Regions from separate parts of the Homo sapiens genome. Here region 2 is linked to region 1. Evidence: chromatin contacts called from ENCODE Hi-C or POLR2A ChIA-PET data. All regions are on one chromosome and are shown on one strand. The core of a region is the stretch at or near the end of the contact, and the rest is flanking DNA. Distances in the headings are between cores, read along the strand shown.

Region 1 (3,326 bases), core at 328-2,827:
TGCCACTCAGTGGTTGTGTGTTCTGGGACCAGATACTTACTTCCTCTATGCCTCATTTTCTTCATCTGTGAAATGGGGATAATAATACTGTTTACCACAAGTGGTAGTTACATAGGATAAGTAGGAATAATGCATGTGAAATGCTTAGAAGACTGCCTGTCACAGAATAAAATGCAAGATATGTGTTAGCTGTTAGTAGTATTGGTGGTGATGATGGCGGTGGAGTAGCATGCTTTCAAAATTCAGATTAGTGTAATCAAAGAAAATTTTTTGAGACTACATGAAAAATTGTTTTCAAAAATGACTACAGGCAAGGCACAGTGGCTCACACCTATAATCCCAACACTTTGGGAGGCTGAGGCAGGAGGATTGCTTTAGGCCAAGAGTTTGAGACCAGCCTGCGCAACATAGCAAGATCCTGTCTCTAAAAAAGATACAAAAACTAGCCAGGCGTGGTGTAGCATGTCTGTAGTCTGAGCTACTCAGGAGACTGAGGTGGAACAATTGTTTAGGCCCGGGAGTTCGAGGTTACAGTGAGCTATGATCATACCACCGCACTCCAGCCTGAGTGACCCTGTTGAGAAAGACCCTATCTCAATATTTAATTAATTAATTTTAAAACTGCCATTTGCAGCTACTTACCTATGTTGTATTTACCCATATTAAGCAACTAAAACAGGCTGGGCGTGGTGGCTCACGCCTGTAATCCCAGGACTTTGGGAGGCTGAGGTGGGTGGATCACTTGAGCTCAGGAATTTGAGATCAGCCTTGGCAACATAGTAAAATCTCATCTCTACAAAAATACAAAAAATTAGCCAGGCATGTTGGTGTGCATCTGTGGTCCCAGCTACTTGGGAGGCTGAGGCAGGAAGATTGCTTGAGCCGGTGAGGCAGAGGCTGCAGTGACTCCAGATTATGCCACTGTACTCCAGCCTGGGCAACAGACCAAGACTCTGTCTCAAAAAAAATTAATTTTAAAAAAGCAAAACAAATTCAGAAGTTAATTGGATGATTAGATTAACATGAGATGCACAGTGTGGCCCTGTTTTCATGTGTTTCTGTTCATCAGAGCAGCCCCTTTATTCAGTGATTGGCTTTATAATAAGTAAATGTTAAATATATATGTTTAATAAAATATATATCAACAAAGTATGTTTATTGATATATAAATAAAAATAATATGCAAGAGATTTCATTTGAAAACAGGCACAATGGAGGATAGGAATTTCAGAGCATGAAACGAAGGAAAAGATTGATAGATTGGCATACCTAAAATATGTTTCATTCATCAAAATACTCCATGGGCCAAATTTAAAGGTAAATACCAAGTGGGGATTGAATTGTAAAACAAATATAAAACAAGAGAGTATGGTGTTAATACATAAATAGGAAGGCAGACAATTCAGCAAAGAAGAAGTGCTCATGAAAGCACTCCAAACCACACAGGAAATCTTTTAAATGTAAGCTAGAACAAGGTGGTTACACTGTCCACCTGACAATTTGACAGAAATTAAAAATGAAAATGACAAGCCTGAAGAGGCCTCAGGAGATGGATGTTCACATCTGCTGCCGATAAATGGGGAAGTTGGGGGCAGCCTTTTTGAAAAGCAGTCTGATCATGTGAATCAGAAGTCTAACAACATTCAGAGTTGTTGACATAGTAATCCCGCTTCTTCATATCCTAAGAAAATAAAGATATAGGCAAAAAATATTTTACAGTCTTTAAAAATGATTTATTAAACTCTTAGGTTCAGGGGTACATGTGCAGGTTTGTTCTATAGGTAAATTGCATGTCACGGTGGTTGCTGTACAGATTATTTCATCACCAAGGTAATAAGCATAGCACCAAATAGGTAGGTTTTTGATCCTCACCCACTACCCACCCTCCACCCACTCTCCACATTCCAGTAGGCCCTGGTGTCTATGGTTCCCTTCTTTATGTTCATGTGAACTAACGTTTAGTACCCCTTTACAAGTGAGAACATGCATTTGGTTTTCTCTTCCTGTGTTAGTTTGCTTAGTTAACGGCCTCCAGCTCCATCTATGTTGCTGCAAAGGCTATGATCCCATTCTTTTTTATGGCTGCACAGTATTCCATGGTGTATATGTACCACATTTTCTTTATCTAGTCTACTGTTGATGGGCATTTAAATTGATTCCATGTCTTTGCTGTTGGGAATAGTGCTGTGATAAACATACACGTGCATGCGTCTTTATGGTAGAACAATATATATTCCTTTGGGTATATAGTCAGTAATGGGATTGCTGAGTTGAGTGGCAGTTCTGTTTTAAGTTCTTTGAGAAATTGCCAAACTGCTTTCCACAATGGCTGAGCTAATTACATTCCCGCCAGTAGTGTATAAGTATTCCCTTTTCTCTGCAGCCTCACCAGCATGTTATTTTTTGACTTTTTAGTAATTGCTATTCTGATTGGTATGAGATGATATCTCATTGTGGTTTTGATTTGCATTTCTCTAATGATTAGTGATATTGAGCAAAAACTGATGTTTTAGAAAAATTTTAAATAATATGGAAAAATACTCTGTTAGCTGAACAAGCAGAATATAAAATACGTATACAGTATGAACAACACAAATGGAGAAAACACGAAATGAAGATACTCTAATATATAAATGGCTGCTATTTTGGGGTGGTGGAGCAATGAAAAGACCATTATTTCCTTTATAGTTTTCCTGTAATAAACACAATTGTTTTACCAGAATTTAAAGTGATTTTTTAAAAAGTTTACAAGTTTTTATAAACAATAAGCAACTATAGGCATAGAAATCCAATTTCCAGTTTTATTCTAAGTGTGTATGAGCTATGAGGAACTAGGTTTTGAGGAGCAATTCAAGGTCTTCCCTGTGAATAAAGTCGATGGGTTTTAGTGTGTGTCATTTTTGGTATTTAATTGCTCAGAATTCTTTTGCCGGTTTTCTGACTTCAGCCATACTCTGAACAACTGAGTTTAATAGTAACATTGACTACTTGCTACGTAAGGTTTTATTCGTGGATTAAAAATAATAGAATAAAATGAAAAGCTTTATAGAGACAACCAGGCCTCTTTCCCTTTCAGGGCCTGTCCTTGATAGTGGTCGGGAAGCGAAGTCCCGGAGAAGAACGTGCCTGCCGGCGCCCTGCCCGAGCAGCAGTAACATCAGCCTGTGGAACATCCTGAGGAACAACATCGGGAAGGACCTGTCCAAGGTGGCCATGCCGGTGGAGCTGAACGAGCCCCTGAACACGCTGCAGAGGCTCTGCGAGGAGCTGGAGTACAGCGAGCTCCTGGACAAGGCCGCGCAGATTCCCAGCCCCCTGGAAAGGAT
Region 2 (3,326 bases), core at 288-2,787, 42 kb before region 1:
TGGTCTGTGGCTAACCAAGTAGTAAGACTTGAAACATTCTGGGGCCTGAATTATCTGGATATTCACTTCCCTAGCTCTGGCCTGAGGTTGGAGAGCTACATCTGTGTGTGAAGGGAAAGAAGGGATGGTGACGGTGGCGGGTGATGACTGCTACTCCCATTTAGTCATCAGAACCCAAGTGGGAGCTTCATTGCTCAGTCTCCTGTTTTCTTTAATCTTCTCACTTAGATCCCAAAGTCAGGGATTGTACTTGAGGTTATAGAGCTAATGCAAATGCTGCTGTTTAGTATGACATGAGTTTATGATAGAAGATTTAGAAAGGATCTCATAGCTCACTTGTTCTAAACTCCCTGCCAGTCTTGGAATCTTCTCTGTGGTGCCTCTGCCAGGTGACCACCAGCCTCTGATGGAGCACTCCAGAGACTTTCATAGATCAGCCATGTTTTTGCCATTTTTCATAGCACTCATTAGATAGTAAGACAACCCATCCTTTAGGCAAAGCTGGAATCCAGGGCCTTGTAGTTCCCACCCGTTAGTCCTGGTTTTGCCTTCAGATTCTGTCAAGTCAAATCCCAATTTTTTGAGACAGCCTGGTCTCCTGGAATGTGGCTACTCAAGTTGGGCTTATGGTCCAGCAGCAGTGATAGCCTCATCTGTGCAGGTGCAGAATCTCAGGCCTCCCCCAGACCTACTGAACTTAAATCTGCATTTTTAACAAGATCTCCAAGTGATTGACATGCAAATTACAGTTTGAGAAGCACTGAGTGAGAGCTCATACACTACCTTTCTCCCAACTAATTTTTTCTTTTCTTAAAAATTGCCATTGCTATCAGGCCTGCTGGTGCTAAACAAACAAACAAAAAACCATAGCTGAGAAACATTTAACAAGAAACAACAACTCCAGTTCTCAGTGATTGAAATGTGAGTACAGTTTTGGTCTAGCATCAGTTAAAGCTGTCATTCTATTAATTGAAAATCTATTGACAAGTATTGTCAGTGTTCATAGAACAATCATAAAAGGTAATATTGATGATCGTTAGCCTTTCTTAATAGGCCGTGGAAGATCTTGAATGCCTTTAAAATCATTAAAGACACATTAAATTACATGATTTAAGGCTGGGTATTGCCTTGTGATTTTTAAAAAACTGATAAACGGATTAAGTGAGTAATCAGGACACCCGTTTTCCAACCATGCCTGATAGAGGCAACCACAAAACTTTCTTCCCCAACACTCTTGAGCTGCAAGAAGAATAAAAGTTTTAATCGTTTTCTATTTCTGACATCACTGCAAGGGTAGTGACTGAGGATTCAGCATTTGAAAGGTGCCTGTGGAAACAGCTGTGCTGGAGGGAAGTGCTTTCAATTCGTGCACTCAGCAATATGGAAATTAACTTGGCCAGCGCATGAGCATGAATAAATGCTTAGCTGCCTTTGCAATCACAAAGCAGCTTTCTATCTTTGGCACTTTTCAGACATTCAGTAAAACAGACTAAATTTAATGCCAGATGACAGCACCAGACTGTCTTCAGTGAAACTCATGCAAAAACCTTAAGAAGCCACATCCCCCAACCCCTCCCATGTTTCTCTCTCCACCTGGTATTCATGGTGACCTTTAAGCTTGACACCCCACAGGATGAGACATCAGTGCAGCCGTGTTGGGCTAAGTCAGCAGGGCCTTGATTTCCCCAAGGGCCCAAGTCTACCCTGTACTGTGTCTCAGGATATGCAGCTCAAGGTGCCTGCCCTACTCTTGGGGTCACCAGGAGATACTCCTAAGTCCTGGTTCCTTTAGCCAAGAGAAACCAACATCCCTCTTGTTTTCTGTCCTGAGTGCCAACTCACTCTAATCCAGCACACATTATTAAAGTCCCATGTCCCGAAGGTTCTGGGGGACTCTTTTGATACCCCCCTTGCTTTGCAGACTCATTCAGTAAACATTTATTTCGGCCCCTATTTCCCAGGTAGTAGGATTGTAATAAATAAGACACAGTCCCTGTCCTCACGGAACCCATGTTCTAGCTAGGGAGGCTGACAGTGCAAGGTGACTGTCATCCAGGGAGGAGGTTTGGGCCTAAATGAGAATTTACCTGGCTAAGAGGTAGATGGGGCAGGCTTTCCAAATATGAAAAAAAATGAATGGCGAAGACTTGGCAGCCTTAAAATGCACAGGCTAATTTCCCTTCCCTGTTTGGTGGGATTACAGTATAGGGAAAACAGTAGCTATCTCTGAGCAGGGTTGAAGACCTTACTTGCCTCCATCCATACTGCACTGTTTCTTAACTCCTTCCAATTGTCTCAAGGTCTTGGCCCACCACTATTCCTCTACCCAATGGGATTTACTCCTTTTTCTTCATCAGAATTTACATACTTAAACTACAGTAAAAATGCAGTATGCTATAATATGTGACAGAATGATTAAAAATGTAAGTTCTGCAGTCAGGTGGCTTCGTCACTTGGTTTTGTAACATCAGGGAAGTTATCTAATTCTCTCTTCCTCAGTTTCCACATGCAAAAAAATAAAGAATACTAATAAATCCAATCTCAAAGGTTGTGCAGGAATTAAACATGATCATGTAAGTATGGTATTTAGCACATTATCTGACATATAGAAGATGCTTAAGTGTTAGCTATTGTAGTTGCTCTATTCTTTCAACATATTTATTAATATCTACTATGCACTATTTTAAGTAGTGAACAAGACAGAAAAGGTTCCTGCTTTCATAGAGCTAGAAAGTGTTCTCCAATTATTTTATATTATTATTGCTTATATAGTTAGGTTTATGTATTATTTCAGCCGACCCCACTGGATAGTATTTCCTGAGGCACTATTCTTTTGTGTTTTAAATGGCATGCTGTACAGAATTGTGGATACAGCTTAATATCTCTTTGTAGGCCAGCTACTCAGTGCCATTTACTTGGTTTGAGAACTTATTTTCTTGGTTTGAGACCCCAACAATGAATAAACCAGGAGAAATCTCTTAGTTCCTACTAAATATATACTTAGTACTTTACTAGGATTCTAAGCAAGTTGAAAAGATGGTCACTGTGATAGCTTGGGAAAAAAAGACCAAAGCACTGGAGATAAAAATGAAAGGGAAGAAAAAAAAAAAACCTTAGAAGTTAATTAATTGCTAAATTATTTGGTAATGGACAGTAATAATAATGTAATTTACAGGAATATGTGACTGATGTGGTTTGGATAATTTAGAAATTTCATGGAAGGAGGTAGAAACCAAACTAAAATCCTGAAGAGTTCACATCGTTGGAAAAGATCAAGAGAAGATTCTGGGAGGCCAAAATATAAGTAAATCGCCAAAGTGGAAATA

What was found. Hi-C counts contacts between places; a loop is a spot of excess contacts on that map. ChIA-PET counts read pairs that join two places held with the same protein, here RNA polymerase II (POLR2A). Pooled maps may share reads with other maps.
Region 2: a loop to region 1 is called in a map of B cell, with 4 times the contacts of the local background. The contact joins two enhancer-like sites. A Hi-C loop is called at or near these places in 16 of 168 maps with a recorded cell type or tissue (B cell, CD4-positive, alpha-beta memory T cell, CD8-positive, alpha-beta T cell and 13 more), 27 of 37 single-sample maps with no recorded cell type and 19 of 50 pooled maps. POLR2A ChIA-PET finds 5 or more read pairs at or near these places in 10 of 52 experiments (CD4-positive, alpha-beta memory T cell, MCF 10A, OCI-LY7 and 5 more).

The regions. Positions count from the first base shown.
Region 1 is chr7:24,834,487-24,837,812 of GRCh38, reverse strand. It overlaps OSBPL3 (oxysterol binding protein like 3), which reads left to right. Exons shown (of 23, transcript NM_015550.4): 15 at 3,077-3,326. Among named protein-coding and RNA genes, the nearest start is that of GSDME, 79 kb to the right of the region's middle. RefSeq lists an enhancer at 3,229-3,326. Within about 2 kb of position 1,577, at least 4 of the 41 ENCODE cell types and tissues checked have a DNase peak (open chromatin) inside an H3K27ac peak, as active enhancers do; they include B cell and OCI-LY7, where a contact is called at or near this core.
Region 2 is chr7:24,876,207-24,879,532 of GRCh38, reverse strand. All of the region lies in intron 2 of OSBPL3 (oxysterol binding protein like 3), which reads left to right. Among named protein-coding and RNA genes, the nearest start is that of OSBPL3, 100 kb to the left of the region's middle. Within about 2 kb of position 1,537, at least 3 of the 41 ENCODE cell types and tissues checked have a DNase peak (open chromatin) inside an H3K27ac peak, as active enhancers do; they include B cell and OCI-LY7, where a contact is called at or near this core.